Linked DNA regions of Homo sapiens: region 1 is linked to region 2. A link is a loop called in an ENCODE intact Hi-C map of the cell type or tissue named here. Cell type or tissue: endothelial cell of umbilical vein. All regions are shown on one strand. Links, peaks and the distances in the headings refer to the core of each region. The heading gives the core; the rest is flanking DNA. Region 1 overlaps LOC107984381 (a long non-coding RNA gene). Region 2 overlaps LOC105369468 (a long non-coding RNA gene).

Region 1 (8,827 bases), core at 219-8,218, 170 kb before region 2:
GAATGCATAAAACTTGGCCATGGCTTGAATATTGGAGATGCGTGAAAGGAAAGGGGCCAAGATGAGTTTCAAGTGCTTGGTTTGAACAACTAGTGATGGTGACACCAACAACCGAGTTACACAAAACTGGAAGAGAAGCAAGGTGTGGAAGAATGGCATGTTCAGCTCTGATATTGTTTAGATAAAGGTGTCTCTGGAAGATGTGAGGGACTATTTCAGTAGGCTTAAATGATGAAGTTTGGTACTTATTTGGGTGATCAGGGTTTGAGACACAGATTCCGAATTTTTAATATAAACATAGATAGTGAAGCTGTTTTGACAGTTGCTACAAAAGCAGAATAGATTACAAAAAGAAAATTATATGATCACTCTGTGGGAATTCTCCATAGCCCCTTTAACTGTGGTTCATTCTACAACATTAATGTCAAAGAAAACAGGGTTCAAAGAATGCTCTTCCTTTAAAAACAGCATTACCTAGGAGGAATTACTACTTGAGAGTCTTGTGTAGTAAGGTGACTTCCAGATGATGGAGCAGAAAAAGAAGAAGGACATTGAAATAGTCACTTATCATCTCTGGAAAACTTTACCCTGATGCCTACAACACTCCCCACTAAAGATTCCTCCCACAACCCTGACTGAACGACATTAAATAACGCTCAAGATGGTCTTTAATTTAGAGAGTGGTGGGGGGTATAAAATGAAAGAGACGTTTTCAGAAAAATATGATATTTATTACACATAGATGAAAACATAAACTTATCCCATGTCTGCTTAGACAGGCATAAGCTTCCTCTAACCCTTAGAAAAATAAAATTTTTTTTTTTTTTTTTAAAAAGCCTTTTACTTTGAAAGAACATCTGCCTCTGAAGTGGCATTGGAAAGTACCACAGAGACCAGTAACTAGGAGTCCACCAGAACTCTCATCCTCACCATGGGGTAGGTCCAAGGGATCACAGGAATGGGCCAACTCATTTCCTGTGCACTGTATCAGGTCACAAGGTGGCCACAAATGGAGGCAGTCCAGGGCTCACAGCATGATCCACAGCCTGATAACAGGCAAGTGGGTGATCTTACTCAAAAGAAAATGCAAGGAGGCAACGGGAGGAAAAAGCCAACTTGAAATCCTTACTTTTCTATAATCATTCAGTGTATTCTCTGAGTATATCGCCACTTTTGAAATATAATTTATTCTTCTTGGAGGGCAAAATTTTGGAGAGAAGTACAAAATGTAGTTAATTACAGACTTAAAACTTCATGTCAGACAACTACATAAGTGCCTGGGTACAGCCTGGACTCAAAAATACTAAATCAATCAATAAATATTGTGCCTCACCAGGAACAGTGGAACATATAGTGTGAAGATTTTTAGATAGTTCTCAAGAGCTTCAGGAAATTAGCTACCATGTACTCAGAACAGGAAATGAGCTTTAATCAGAAGAGGGCCACTGAGGATGAAGGAACAGAAACGAAGGAGAGTCAAGGGATATGCAATAGGGCCCCTGCTACAGAAATATTGCCCAAAGCCAGAGAGAAGGAAGTTTTCTGCAACTTAACATGGCTAGTAAAGACATCACATGGTAGTCACAATGACAGGCCCTAGGTGAACTTGAGTGTGAGTCACTGACCCTTACCTGCTGAGAGTCCCAGCGTCCCTGCCAGGTACCTGTCTTCTTCACAAATGTATGTGATGCAAATTTCACATGCCCGTGCCCCTTTCCGAATAACAGAGTCAAGCAAATCTCGGGCCTTATCGATAACTGTAACATTTTCACATTTTACTATCTCTGTGTCTTCCTGGCTCAGCACATTTGTCTCCAATAATTCATCCAGTAAGCCATTTATTGTACCTTCACCCAATGAATTGATAAGCAGCCGTCTCTTCTTCAGGAGGATCATGTCTGTTTGGAGCACAAGGATGTCTCACATCATGAACACAGCCTCATATTCTTCTCATGTCATCAACAGAAAGTGACCTCATTTAGATTTCATCAGTGAAATGTCCCCCTCCTCACAGTTGGGTTATCCCTCCTCTTACTTTATCGCTGTCCTTCTTGTTTCCCTCAGTAGTCTCCATACATGTGCATGGAGTGGACTGAAGACTGAGTTTACCATTTCCACATCAGTCCCTGGAAAGCAGAGATCATCCTCTTATGTCCCATGTTTATTTAACTCAGAATAATAAAGTAATGAAGCAGAAATAGCCCATTTCATTTAGGAACCACTGCTGCTAGTACTCCTCCTGTGCCAATTCTGTAGCCTCTGCCACACTTACAAGATGTAAGAGTTTAAATAAGATTGCAAAATGACAGCAGGCTGCTCCTAAAGCCTCAGTTCCTTTCTGGGCTTGCCTTTCCTTTCTAAAGACTGAAAGAGTCAACTAGTTTCTTCTCTCCTCCCTCTCCTCCCTCTCCCTCACTTCTGCTCAAGTAAACTTCCACAGATACTAATTATAGCTTCCAAAAGAGCCAGCGCCTTCCACAACTCTTTCCTCCCAGGGACCTGTTTTTGGGACAGTAAAAGACTCACCGGCCATGCTTTTCTCTCCTCCCTTCTTGTGTGAGCTGAAACTGAAAGCATGCTTCACCTTTCTTTTCACCTTCCTTTTATACCTTTTTGGCAGGGCGTGTACACTTATTGGGAAACAACCACTGCACATGCATACGCATGTCTTTTTTTTTATTTTTTCATATTTTTAATAGAGTGAGAATCACATTCCTGAACTGTAGACTGCAACAGAGAGTGTATCTTTGGGAAATTTTCTTCACCAGCTTTTGGAACAAGTCAGGGTAAGAGGGGAATGCGGCTTGGAGAATAAGACAAGAATGACAAAGTATGTGTACAATTAAACTCACACAGTGAAGAGTTTCTCATTCATTAGAAAACTTGATGGAGAAAAGTAACACAACCTTTAGAGAATTTGAACCCCTACTCTCCTGGGCCCATTTCACAGTCTAGGGAAAGTCATGGGAAATGTATGTCCCTGTGAAGCAATTTTACTTCAAGAAATGAACACATTTTTCACAAAAATTAAAGCTTTTCCTATTTAATGTCCTTCCTTTTCAGATTTTTTTTTCTGATACAGAATTTTATTCTGTCACACAGGCTGGAGTGCAGTGGCACTAACAGGGCTCACAGCAGCCTCCACCTCCCTAGGCTCAGATGACCCTCTCAGCTCTGCCTCCCAAGTAGCTGGGAACACAAGCACATGCTACCACGGCTGGATAATATTTTTATGTTTGTAAAGACAAGGTCTCCCTATGTTTCCTAGGCTGTTTTTGATATTCTGCACTCAAGCAATTCACCCACGTTGGCCTCCCAAACTGCTGGGATTACAGCTGTGAGCCACCCACCCATCCTGGATGGCTTTCTTTTGAGGAACATTACCTCATAGAGGCCTGGAGCACAGGCTCTGGACTCAGAATGTTGAACTTAGCATCTTAAACTTCATTTCTTGGGCAAGAAATTGAACTTCCCTATGCATTGGTTCCTCTGCCTGTGAAATAATTTTAATAATAGTACATACCTACACATTGAGCATTAAGTGAGACAAAATGTCCAAAATGCATGCAACATTGCCTGGCAAATGGTAAGCAGATAATGAGTGATATTACTATAATTAATACAAATATTTTACATTAGAAAAATCAAGGATAATTATTTGCAGATTATCCAGCTAAGTTTATCTTTCGTTAGACTCTTCAAGCAGTGCATCTAGTCATTCACTCAACAAATATATATGGACGATATGGTTCTAGGAGCCAGGGGTTCAGTCAAAACATATCATGGTCATTTCCCCCTTGCTCTCACATACAAGAGGGGAAGACAAACATGAAGCCTGGTATGTAGTATGTAACTGGAATATTCAGAATGTGCAAATATGGCAAGTGATGAGAAGAATAAGAAATTAATTGGAGAAATGGGAGACAAAATGTTTTAGGACTCATGAAAACTGTAGAATGAGAAGCCAGAGAAGGCCAGAAGAGGTCTCTGTCTTTGCAAGCACATGTTCAATTGATAATTCCAGAAATAAACTCAATGAGGCCAATTTATTTTATGAACCTCTTTGATGCAAGTTGGACTAATAAAAAAAATGCAGACAGTACTTTACATTTATCAATTTCTTTAACAAAAACTTTCTTGTGTCATTACCTTGTTATCTTTGGAGAATAAGGACCAGGAGTCACAAAAACATCCACCTTTTGACATGTGGGCCACCAATGTTACTTCCTGTGCTCTAAGCGATGAGTTAAACGTGTTTAGGTTAGACTAGAATGCACTGTGTAGAAGGAAAATGATGTGGCTTTTAACCCAAGGGGCTTTCTCATGATTTTTTTTTTATCTTTACTTTGTCAATGACCTAGTCAGATTGCAGCAAAATCTTGAGCTCCTTGACAGTGGGAGGATTTGGAGCATGGAAGAAAGCAGAAATTACCTGTGCATCACTTCTCTTCCATTCATTTACTTTTACATTTATGTACAGATTCTTTTATTTTCTCTATTAACTTAAGGATTTCACACATAGTTTTCGCCCCCAGGCAGAGCCATGAATCAGTGAGTTAAAGTATGACAAAATGGCATCCAGGACACAGAAGCCATGACTAGACCATGTATCTGGGGATGTAGAACCATGAGCCATGAGTCTTTTGTCCTGGGAAGCTAAACATTGAGCCACTAGATTGCAAGGTCTCACTGTTTCCTCAAAAATGAAGATGTCATAAACTGGCAACAATTCAATATCCAATTCAGGAGCATAAGTAAACAATTTGTGCTATACACATACACTGAAATACTATTCAGTCACAAAAGAAAAAAATACTAATTTATGCAGTAACATGGATGACAACATTATGATTTCATGATGAGTGAAAGAAGCCATATACAAAGGAACATATATCCTGTGATTCCAATTAAATAAGGTTTATATTAGAAATAACTAATGTATAGTGGTAAAAATTTAATCACTACTTATCTTAGGAGGAAGTGGCAGGAAATTGAGTACAATGGGCATGAAAAACTTTCTGGGGTGAGAAAATCAGGCAAAGTTTTATCTTTACTTTGGCAATGACTTAATCCATTTGCAGCACAATCTTGTGCTCCTTGCCACTGGGAGGATTTGTAGCATGAAAGAAAGCAGAAATTGCCTGTAAATTACTTCTCTTCCAATCATTTGCTTTTAAATTTATTTACTGATTAATTTATTTTTTCTGCTAACTTTCACGTGAAGGTTTCTTCCCCAGATAGAGCCAGGAACCACTGAGTTGAAGCATGCCAAAGCGGCATCCAGGACACAGAAATCATGACTAGACCATATATCTGGGGATGTAGAACCATAAGCCTTGAGTCTCATGTCCTGGGAAGCTAAACATTGAGCAACTAGATTGCAAGGGCCCACTGTTCCTCAAAAATGGAGATGTCAAAAACTGGAAACAACTCAATAACCAATTCAGGAGCATAAGTAAATAATTTGTGCTATATACATACACTGAAATGCTGTTCAGTCATAAAAGGGAAATATTACTAAGATATGTAATAATATGAATGAAAAAACTGCTGCATTCATTATGAGTGAATGAAGCCATATAGGAGGGAACACATACCCTGGGATTCCAATTATATAAAGTTCTAAATTAGAAAAAAACTAACGTATATTGATAGAAATTCAATCACTACTTATCTGAGGGGGGAGTTTTTTTCTTCTTAGTCAACTGAATTATTTTTTTCCATTTTTTGTCTTGCCACTTTTAATGCACACATGAGAGGCCCTAAAATAACTTCTGGTAGCCTGCGACTCCTTGGGAAAAACAGAGGAGGCACCATAGACCTCGTTTTGGAAAAAAAACAACAACAAAAAGCAAACAAAAAGAAACCGCTCTGTTTTCTTCCCGAAACCCCAGGAATTAACAGTAGATAGATCCCTATCAAAATCAAAGGCTCTATTCTGTTTTGCATTGTGTTATCTGACAGTTTGAGTTTTGGGGGGATCAGAAATTACTTTGCATTATGAGAGAGCTTTGGTATGTAATAACTAGGTAGGAAATATATTTAATGGATGGCCAAGAGTATTTTTGGAGGCATACTTGGCTCTTTGCACACTTGGATTAGAGAAACATGCACTTGGACACCTGGAAGATATGGAAACATCCTTACCCTTGACTGAGAGATGAGATTCCCATGGGGGATGGGCTGATTTCAAAATGGGCTGATTGGCTTTAGGTTGCCTTGCAACAAAATGCAGGGTAGAAGCACCACACTGTCTTCTCTGGTAGTATTTTCCTCCTTTTGGGGATCAAGCATCCAGTATAAAATGACACCCTTAATTCTGGAGATCTGTCTTTCCCTTCAGCTGTGGCTGCTTATTTAGCTCAGAAAAAAATGCATGCTTTCCTGACCCTGTTCCTCCAAGGGCTCCACCCTGAAGCTAGTAATCCAATTTAAAGCTGGCAAATGAAAAATCTTACAAGCCCGGAGTTTTCTGTCTGTGTATTTATATAAACTTCTGTAATTCTGATATTATTTAGTGTACATTATTAGTAATTATCATTGTTATGTAAAATTGTGGGATGCCACAGAAGTAAGCCAAATTCCTAGTCAATTATAACTTTAATAGTGTCTATAGGCTTTTGTCATCAACAGATATTTTGTCTTGCTTTGGTCCTTTTCAAATGGCAGTTTATAATCAGATATAGGACTTTGAATGCAGGTGTCAGATAACTTTAAAAATTGTGCTATTGGAATGGAGGAAAAAATGAAACTTCTAGGACTCTCATGAAGACCTTATATGTTAAATATCACTAATCCTTTTGTTTTCAGAGTCAAGATAACTTATTTCTTTAGAGCTATTTGCAACTTTTAACAAGTGAGTAAAATATGCTCTGGTGAAAAAATTTTGAACCATCTTTGTTTCTCTCTATCTGATTTCTCCAGAATTTGGAAGCTATTTGTAAGTATTCACAATTTATGGGAGCATAGTTAATTGCATAAGTGCAATAAGATTTTTTTTTTTTTTCTTTTTTTGTAACAGGACACAATCGGAGAAATTGGTTGTTTTATCAAGGCTTTGACTGGAATGCTGTGCTTCTTTTAAAGAATCGAAGTTGACTCATAGAAACAATGAAATCCCTTGGGGAATCTGGCTTCATACCTTGTCTACACAGAGTCCTTGTACAAGTTTCTTGATCTCTGGTAAGTGAAGAATATCACTGTCTAACAGGTTCAGGAGCTCCAATTTATCTTGGGACCTTGAGAGGAGAGGAATTTACCCAACTCATAGGTATTTGAGTGTACGAACGCATGGCTGGACTCGGCTCTTGAAAAGTCTTACCTGAGATTGCTCATGGAACAGAGTTCCATCAAAGCCAATTTAAACAAAAAACAGCCTAACTGAAAAATAATTATCTGTTGCACCTTATGCAAATAATCAGGTCAAGTACAGTAAGACTAAAGCTTATTTTTGTAAACAAATTATTTCTATCATAATTTGTTCTTAATAAAAATGAGTCTGGAAAGAGAAAAATTATGCTTTGAAAGAAAATCTATAATACACCTGTTGTTAGCTGTCCTTGAGTTTTTTTTTTCTGCAATTTGGAATAAATCCCAAAATATTTGTGGATTAGAAGTCTCTAAACTAGTGCTTTCAAATCTTTCCTTTTAAAATTCTTTTTAGAATCTTTCCTTTTAAAATTGAGAATTGTACTCCTTATCCTAGGATTTGTTTTATACCTTACAGGAGGCTGTTCTCTTGAATACTGTAGGAAACCTACAAGGACAATACTAATGTTTTTGCCATGTAAGCATTGGAAGCCCAGCCAGGCCTGCATAAGTATGGTCTGGCAGTTGCAAAGCAGTTCCAGTCTTCTCACCTTGGGGTTCACTCCAATTTCCACTATGTCCCCTGTCAGCAGATGGAAGCCAGTGTGATCAACAGCCTTTTCCCATCTTCATAGCCTACATCTTAAGATTAAGCTGTTATAAAACCCAAAGGAAGGGATTGAAACCGCCTTTGTAATATTGCAACTGAGGAAATTATGACAGTGAAAGAAATCAGACCTAACCAACTCCATCTTGCTTCTAACACTTAAGCTGTCCTTCTTCATTCCTGGGCATAGGCTGAACTAACTTTGGGAAGGAATTCAGTTCATGGTCTGACTCTGAAACAAAATTGATTACAGTCCTTTCCCAAAAAGACCCCTTCTTGCCTGGGGTCCAGTCTGCCTTTACAGGACTAACAAATTAGCTACAAGATTAAAAATTACAATTTAAGGGTCATGCAACCTCTGGCTCCTAGAGTCTGAACGTCCCCAACATGCTCTGGGGATAATATCACTATTGTGAAACCTAAGATCAGCACTTAAGATATTTTTCAGACACTGCACTCAGTGGATCAGCTGACACCACCCCGACCCATAATCTAACTCAACCAGGCTGCCATAGCACCCAGGAAGAGAAGACAGCAAGAAAACCTCACTTTGACACCCTATGATTCCATCTCCCACCTAACTAATCAGCACTCCCTACTTCCCTAGCCCTTACCTGCCAAATTATCTTTAAACATTCTGATTTCTGAATGCTCGGGGAGACTGATTCAAGTAATAACAAAACTCTGATCACCCACACAGCCGGCTGTGAGTCAATTACTGTTTCCTGATTGCAATTCCCCTACCCTAACAAATCAGCTCTGTCTAAGCAGTGGGCAAGGTGAACCCATTGAACAGTAACAAATTCTTAATAGCAAACCAGGTGAGTTTGATTTCATTTAACAGATGATAAGTGCACATTGGAAGTTTCAAGCAGAAGGAAGGCATATTCATTCCCCTATCTATTCAGGAAT
Region 2 (8,827 bases), core at 641-8,640:
TATAAAGTTAAGTCTTTACTACATAGAGCAAATAACCAGTTTGAGGTGGTAAAGGAAGAAAGGAAAAAGAAAACGTTACAACAGCAGGGGATTCCAATAACTAAGACAGAATATTTCAAGAAAGAGTGAGTATTCAGTTGTTTCAAATTCTAAGTTTTAATAAAGATAAAAAACAGGGATGTGGCCAGTGGCTAATAAAGCAACACTATGACTATGGCAACCTTGAAAAAGATGTTTTAGTGGAGTGGTAAGACTTGGCAATGTGGACAAAAATGAAGATAATGAGTATAGAATGTAGAGTTTTCTCTAAGGGAGACAAGACATTGAGTAGGAGCTGAAAGGTGAAATGAGGTTATGGGAGAAATACTTTAAAGAAAAATAATTCCTGAATGTGTCTATACATGACCATAAAATATCAAGTAGATCAGGATTTGTTGAAATGCAGAAGAAAAGAATGCATGTTAAGGGTGAGTCCAGGAGATAGAAAAAAATGAAGCCAAGAACTGAAGGAAGAGGGACTGCACTATGATAGGGCAGGAACGCTTCATTCCTCTTAACAGAAGTGCAGGCTTTGGTGAAGAGAAGATGAGGTAGCGTTTTTGTTGTTGTTGTTGTTGTTTTGTTTGTTTCCATTAACTTCCATTTTATCAATGAAGTGTAAGATTAGGTTTTCAGGCCAGAATGAATTGGGATACCATGCTACTGGTTTGACGAAATAAAACTAGGTATAAAACAGTTGTTTCCAAAAGGGAAGAGAGTAAACACACTAAAGAAATAGTAGAATTGTTAGGAAGTATTGAGTTCCCAATAATAATGTATTGTGTATTTCAAAGTAACCAAGAGAATAAAATTCAAATATCTTGCCACAAAAAAAAATGACCAGAAAGGTAAGATATGTTAATTAGCTTGATTTGTTTATTCTATACTGCATGTATAGATATCAAGATAAAACATCACATTGTATGCAATAAATGTATATAATTATGATTCATCAATTAAAATAACAAAAAAAGTATTTTAAAAAATAACTCAAGTGGATACCATAAGCAAGTTTGTGAGATAATATACCTACAGCCATTCCCTGTGACTCCGATGGATGTAGAAAAAAGAAAGGGATTTGGAGGTATTGACAAGCAAATGGTTGTGATGGTGGACCACTGGGAATATGTACTGTGTAGATAGGGATGGAAGAGAAGGGAGCTGGGGACACATCTGTATTTGGTTAAGAGTGGACTGGAGGCCACAATGAGACAGTTGTTTTAGTCACTGCTACTTGATGTCTCTGTTAAAAACAGATACTACACTTTCTATAGATGCTTGTACATTGATAAAATGATTTGGTTTACCTAGATGTCAGTACAATACATCATGTTTTCTCATACCTGGTCTCTCAGTTTGTGTCTTTTTTGCTTGACACATACATGCTCAGCCAATATTCCCAAAGCCCAGCCATTTTGCTAAATAGTTGGGGGTCAAGGTGGCTTCCAATTTATGCTACACTTGAACAAAACTAACTCTCCTATAAAATACGTCCTACTCTGGAAAGGTTCTGTGTGTACCCTTAATTTTCTTTCCTAGCCCTTCCAAGACTATCCCAATTTCCTCAACACTTATTTGACCTTTAAAATAAAAGTTTCAGGTGATTGATCCAATATGGTTGTTTCACTTTTAATATCCCCTTTCTTCATGTGCCTAGTGAAATGCCTCTCTTTGGTTGGCGGTTCCTATATGCATGTTCCTGAAGGAGTAAATCCACTGATGTGAGATAATACTAGAATGACTAAGAAAACAAGGAGAGCTTTTGGGAATTGAAAGAGGTTCCGACTTGGTAATTTCCCACTGTAGAGGTCAGCAAGCATAGCAGTTACCATTGGTACATGGCCTGAGATTAAGTGCATAGTATATAAAGGAAAGTGAGATAGGCTGACAGCACTCAGGAACGGACCCCAGGTACTTTGAGCTAGGGAAAAGCATGAAGACAAATGGGCCATCTATGTCTTCTTGAAGATTATCAGAACCACGTTCTACCAGAATTACTAATGTTCTTGCTAGGTCAAATAGCAAATCACTCTTAGAATAATGACTAAAACTTATTTCGTAATTGGTAGAGTCTCTTTAAGATTGTTCTGCTAGATTTTCTTTGGTAGAAAGAAAAGTCATTTTAATATAAATATAGATCAAACTTGGCAAATTAAAGATCAGACTCTGTAAACACAGAACATAAGGAAAAATATGCTACTACTTTATTCATTGTAAATTTTTATTCATTTGTTCATTCATTCATTCATTAGAGATAGAGTCTCACTCTGTCTCCCAGACTGGAGTGCAGTTGCAGGATCATGGCTCAATGTAATCTCCAACTCCAGGGCTCAAGCAATCCTCCCACCTCAATCTCCCGAAGTAGCTGGGACTACAGGCATGAGCCACAGCACCAGGCTAATTTTCGTATTTTTTGTACAGATGCGATCTCACTACATTGTCCAGGCTGGTCTCCAAGTCCTGGCCTCAAGCAAACCTCTTGCTTTGGCCTCCCAAAGTGCTGGGATTTCAGGCATGAGCCACCACACCTGGCCTATTTTTAATTTTGTAAATCACAAAAATCAATTGGTGACTAGGAAGTCAATTAATGGTTTAGAAAACTACAGCCTGGTGGAAACAGCAACAATTAATGTTTATTTGTAAGATCGTATTTTATAGGCTAAATTACAGTTGAATTCCAACTAGATATATATCCTCTCTCACATTTGAAAGTAATTGGCAGCACTGTACAAAGTCCTAACAATGAATTCAAAGGAGAAAGTTATTTTTCGTAACATGTACATAACATGTAAAAGAGCAAAATATCATTGGCTTTTCTACTGATGTGCTTCTTCTGCATATGGAAAATTAAATTATTTTGTATGGTATATCTGACTCTATATATGTGTGTATAGAATCAGATATTAAAAATATACTTTCCAGGTAATATAATATACACAATTTATTGTGATGCTGTTTAAATAACCAAATGCTCTCTTGTTAGGAGATGTCTAAAAGACTGGAAATAATTGAGCTGACTTTTCTAAACCAGAATAGCTAAGCTAGAATTGATTATATTCATGCTCTGAAAATTCTGATTTGCTAGAATCCATTTACTGTAACAAATTGAAGAAACCTAGTTTTTAGGTCATATATTGTTCATGACAAAATTGCATAGGAAATTTATAGATTTGTTCTGTCTAATACATTATGGACACATAATGTACCTTTTTGTGGACAGAAATGTCAATCATGGTACTTACGATAATAGAGTTAGTTGTATTTTTGTAGTTGTATATATTCTGACAGCATTAAAATATCCTGAAAATAAATTCAGTAGCTTCAGCATTAGGCTAGATATACCCTTCAGCTGTCATAGGGACTCAGAGAGAGAGGGAAAAAGGCAAAATATATTAATGTTTTCACTCTTTCTTCACAGTAAAAACTGTCAATATTATTTTTACTTTATGTACAGAGTTTTGAAACATTAAATGTAAAAGTAAGTTAAATTTAATAGATTGTATGAAAATATTTTTACGTCATCCCTAGGACAAGTAAACAAAGGCTGCAGATTGATGTAAAAATAATTCCCTTGTTCTGACTAATACACTCACGCACGCATGCATTTCCTTCCAGTCACCACAGCTAGCTGACCTTAGGAAACTCAAGTAATGACAAACTAAAATTAGTAACCACATGTCCTTTGCCTAAAGCAAGCCACAGCTGAAGGATGAAAAACTAGAGACAGAGAGAAACTCACTGTAACTTGAAATTGTGTCTAGTACCTCAGTTGTATATTCATTCTAAGCATTAGGTTTTGCTAATGTATAATCTTATCAACAGAATCATAAGGCTGAAATAAATATTGAGAGATCAAAAAAGTCTATATCCATTTCTACAGGTGGGACAGTTTAGAAATATTATAGACAGTTATAATGATAGGAAACTGCTGAATATTGCCTGAGCTCCTTGAATGCAAATTTTCTTCTGTGCAAAGCTATAAGTGACTCAGTAATCACTACAGAAAACTTCAAAATCTCATGAAAAATATGAACCATGTGAGAAATGGTTGTATTCCTGATAAATATTTTAGGCTTTGTCCCTGTATAGCCAGCTAAATGGGAAGCTCCAAAGTGGATTTTCTCTGACTCAAACCAGAAAACAGAATCCAGTAGAACTCAACTAAAAGCCAAGTTTCAGGTCTATTACTGTTTCATTGGTTTATTTTGTCAGCATCCACTTTTCTTTAGTTTATCTTTTACACAAAGCAATTTTAAAATTTATCTTTTTAACAGGAAAAGATGGTGGCCACATACCACTTAATTTGTTGTTTCATTTTGTTTTGTCCTTGCCTTATATTTTGTCATTTAAAAAATAATTCACCTGTTTTGCTTTCATACCAGTTTCTAATGATACCATTAATAATAATAGGAGTATTAATAGAGATGATATTTATCACCTTCACTTTGTGTGTCATGCTCTCTGCTAAAGTGTTTATACCATTGGGTTCAAACTTTGAACCTGAAAATCACCTGGGGAGCTTTGAAAAATCCCAAAGCCTGAGTTACACTTCATACCAATGAAACAGAATGCACAGGGGTTGGAAGCCAGACATCAGTATTTCTTGGAAACTACTTTTTTATCCCACAGAAACCTTTGAAATAGTGTAATTATGGTGGCTGTCTGTGGTAGTTAAGCATACCTTGTCTGGTAAACTGGCATTGGTTCCAAACTCCATTGTTTATGAGGTCTGTCACGTTCGATACTACTTTATTTCACTGTACCTCTTTTTTTCATTTGTAAAATGAGAAAAATAATTAGTCGCTACCTTACCGTGTTGGTAGGAGGTTTACTTAATGCAGATAAACTTCTAAGATGACCATAGTTATTACTCTACACCCATTCAGTAAGTGAAAACAATAAATCACAGAAAGTTGAGCAACTTGCTAAAATGTGCACAAATAAATGTTCCACAAAGCCTGAATGAATGCAGTCCAACCATGTATAGTTTAGATAGCAATTATTTCTTCCAAATGTACAGTTCCCACTGCCTTGATCTGTTTAAAATAGTGTAATCCAAGAGGTTAGCTGAAGAGTTTGGTTAAAACACCCAAGGGCATGTAGTTGTATAGATCTAGCTTCGGTGCCTTCTACCAGCTGCCTGTGGAGTTACCTACTTGCTTCTTGCTTCTTGTAAAAACAACTCAACCACATAGATTTAAATTACAAGCATTCAGGAAATATAATTCATTTTGTTAACTAGACTTTAATCCTGCTTATCCTCTGTGAAGAATGGATGCTAATTATAAAGTCTGTGGCATTCTTATCTTATATTCACTGTGGCATATCAGTGTCTTTAGTTTTCAAATAGATAAGGAAAATTAGCTTCCTTGAATATAAGACTGCAAGGAAGGTGTCGTCTATTTCTAAGAGTGCAGAATCACTGGAATAGATTTTTTAAAATTCTAATTGCTGGTCTTTACACTTTTTTTTTCATCTTTCAGGGACAGTGGCAGAAATTTCTCTGATAAAAGTCTAAGTCCTTTGACCTCGTAAAAATTTGCAATATAATAGAAAGGTAGACAAATAAATGGAAGTAGGAGGCTTTAAAGTAAAACCGATCCGACATGGGATTTAATCCCATGTTTAATCCCATTTTCAGAATTTCCTAGCCATGTGACCTTGTACAAGATTCTTAATTTCTCAAAGAAGGTTTCATTTGGTATACAATGGAGATAATAAAATCTAACGCAGATATTTGTTTGTCTTAGGGATTTAATAATATGGTATATATAGTATTTTACTTAGCCCAGCACTAGAACATAATAAGACATCAAGAATTGGTTGCCTTATTTATTATGCCATAATTTAGCATGACAAATAGGTAAATAGAGTAAATACTCAGGGTGCTAAGGAAGAACATGGGTGGAACCCTTAAAACAGATGGGGATTGAGGAAGGACAGCTTCATGAAGACATGGCGGTCATGGATTCAGAGAGTCTGATTTAAAAGAATTATATGTTGTATATTTAAAGCCAGCTTGCTGAAGTATGACTTTAATTATGAATACATGTACGATTTCAACTTCTGTTTATTTTCCTGGTATTGAACAGTTGTTGTCAAATCATCTATAAAACGCTTGACCCACTGTGACCTCATATCTCCCTTTATAACCACAGGGAATGAAGAAACAAATAAAATGAACACTATTATGAAACAAATATATATGATACGTATAAATCATACTTAAAGTTATTTGAGAAATTCCTCCTACGAGTTACACTTGGAGTCATTTAGTGCATCATATTTGACTTTTCCGAAGTTAAGTTTCATATATATGAAAATTCTCCCAGTACAGACTCTCTAAATCAAAGTTATTTCACTTTACACCTAGAACGATAAACAAAATAACAGACCTTGCTTAAACTCTTTGAGGGCAGTTAAAGTGATGTACTTTAAAGAAAACTTCTCAGTAAAGTTTTACATTTCCTGTATAAAGGTCATAGCCCTTTATTGTTTTACCCATGAAGCCCATTACAATTTCATTTTTGTACTTATTTATTTATAGTTAAATTGTCAACTGTCATTCTGTAATTATCATTTCTCAAGTCACTTTTCTTGCATTCCCACAGGGTTTTAGTACTGTGAGCTCTTGAAAATAATATCTTAATACATGTATACAATGTATAATCAAATTAGTATAATTAGCATATTCATCATCACAAACATTTATTATTTCTTTGTGGTGAGAACATTCAAAATACTCTTCTAGCTATTTTGTGGTATACTATATATTATGGATACCTTTGGTCATTGCAATTTATACATATGTAAAATTATTATGTGTCAATCAGAAATAAACAAACAAAACAAAACAAAAAAAAGAAAACCTCTCAATCTATAGCCCTTTCGAATTTTCATAACACACTTGTTCATCAAACTGGTTTTACAATCGAAATATTACTGTCAACATTAGCTCAATTTGAGACTTCCAGTAGTATTTAAATATAACCGTAATATTTAAATATAAGTTTAACTACTTCTAGTAGTATTTAAATTAAATATAATGTGGAGATAAAAATGTCATTTAAAAAACTCATTCAGTGAGAAGTGTCTATAGAAACGGCTCTAAAATTATAAACTACCATGTCTATATTTTACAACTATTTTCTGACTTTTTTTTCAATTTATTTGGAAGGTAGAAAATGCTGGATTATTTAAGAAGTCTGAGTCATTATTCTTCTGCATCATATAAACATTCATATTAAGTAACACCAAGGAATTAATGAATGCCTTCCCCTCTACAAAGAGAATGGAAGTCCACTTTCGGGGATAGCTATCATCATAAGTAATCCCATTTCAGATGTCAACTCAATTAACAGCTTCATATTCTATCATTTTCTGTCGTCTCTTAGAGAGTAAGAAATTATGTCGTTATAAAATCAAAATTTGACTTCACAAGAGGAAAGCTTTTTTTTTTTTTCTGTGAGGGTACAGAAGCCGTTAATTTCTAGGATTAGTGAAATCTATACAAGGCTTTTTTCAGCAAAATTAGAACCAGGAACAGGACAGAGCTGCAATGGGAAACCTGGAAGATACTGCTGTCATCTTTTGGCACTCAAAACACTATAAACAAAGAAAGAGAATTAAAGGCAATTTCCAAGAGGGCAGGCTGCTGTCTCTCTAGTTTATTATTCTATTCCTGGAACACAAAACAGTGTCTAGCACATAGTAAGTGCACAACAAATATTTGCTAGGACAAGATAAATAATTCTACTTAATGCAAAATGAGAACTATACTCTAATTTTACAAATAATGTCAGTTGTGATTTTTGATGGAATAAACACTAAATGTATACTTAGGAGTTTGACACTCTTTTTAATGACGCGTTTTGCCATGTAGACTGTGCCTACTTCTCCTAATGCATCTTGTATGATTCTCCTCAGGCTCAATCGACTCTAAGCAAACTCATTTTCTTTCTGGCCATCAAAAACCTAAACTCTTCCCCACCTCAAGTTCTTCACACGTAGTGTTCCCTCTACTTTGAAGGCTTTTCCCCAGCTCTTCACATGGCTGGCCCTTTCTCACCCTTTGTTCTTAACTCCAGTTTACCTACTCAAAAACACCTTCCCCTACTGAGTATGTCAAGTGCCACCCAATGACCCCTGACTTCCAACACACCTATCATATCACCTTGACTGTTTGCTTTGTAATCTTTTTCACAATCCGACACGATATTGTTCAATTTATTTATTTAATCATTTTGTTTGTCACCCTCCATTTTAGAAGTTAGCCTCTCTGACAGCAAGAAATATTTATCTTATTTATCATGGTCTCTTCAGCACCAGAAACCCTATTAAGCATTTCTACTAATTTAATGTTAATATTCATACTCATTTATTTTTATATTTAATACATACCTTTAATTTTTAAACTGAACTCACATAATTCTTTTTCACTTTTCTCTTTAAAGTTTACACGGGAAAAGCTTAACTCAGTGAATCACTAATCACCTGGTGGTAATAAACATAATGAGAAAAAAAAATGGTTGTTTTGTGTGGGTGTGATCTTGTGAATCCAAGCTTCTAAGTACCGTAGTCAGTGTTACACTGCTGTAAATGCCATCAGCTGTTTGATTAGATTTCTAACTATTCAATACAAACATAAGAATAAAAAATTTAAAAAATTTGGGGAAATGATTAAGAAGTCTTCAAATACACATATTTAGAATCCTATAGAAAAAGAAATCTGGGGTATTTATTTTTATTAAAATGCCTAGTATCATAGAAATTGAACTGAACTCAACTA

Evidence for each region. Hi-C counts contacts between places; a loop is a spot of excess contacts. Peaks named below come from ENCODE experiments on the same cell type or tissue, not always from the same donor. Only the 100,000 strongest peaks of a DNase experiment are listed, where the experiment ranks them.
Region 1: a loop joins it to region 2, with 8 times the contacts of the local background. A loop is called at or near these places in 2 of 110 quality-filtered maps.

What each region holds. Positions count from the first base shown.
Region 1 is chr11:105,068,973-105,077,799 of GRCh38, forward strand. It overlaps LOC107984381 (a long non-coding RNA gene), which reads left to right. Exons shown (of 3, transcript XR_001748352.2): 3 at 7,022-7,182. It also overlaps the pseudogene CASP1P2. Among named protein-coding and RNA genes, the nearest start is that of CARD16, 28 kb to the left of the region's middle. In endothelial cell of umbilical vein, for the core only: no CTCF peak of the experiment used is centred there; a DNase peak (open chromatin) is centred at 4,739; H3K27ac peaks cover 1,237 bases.
Region 2 is chr11:105,240,974-105,249,800 of GRCh38, forward strand. All of the region lies in intron 4 of LOC105369468 (a long non-coding RNA gene), which reads right to left. Among named protein-coding and RNA genes, the nearest start is that of CARD18, 110 kb to the left of the region's middle. In endothelial cell of umbilical vein, for the core only: no CTCF peak of the experiment used is centred there; a DNase peak (open chromatin) is centred at 3,648; H3K27ac peaks cover 2,302 bases.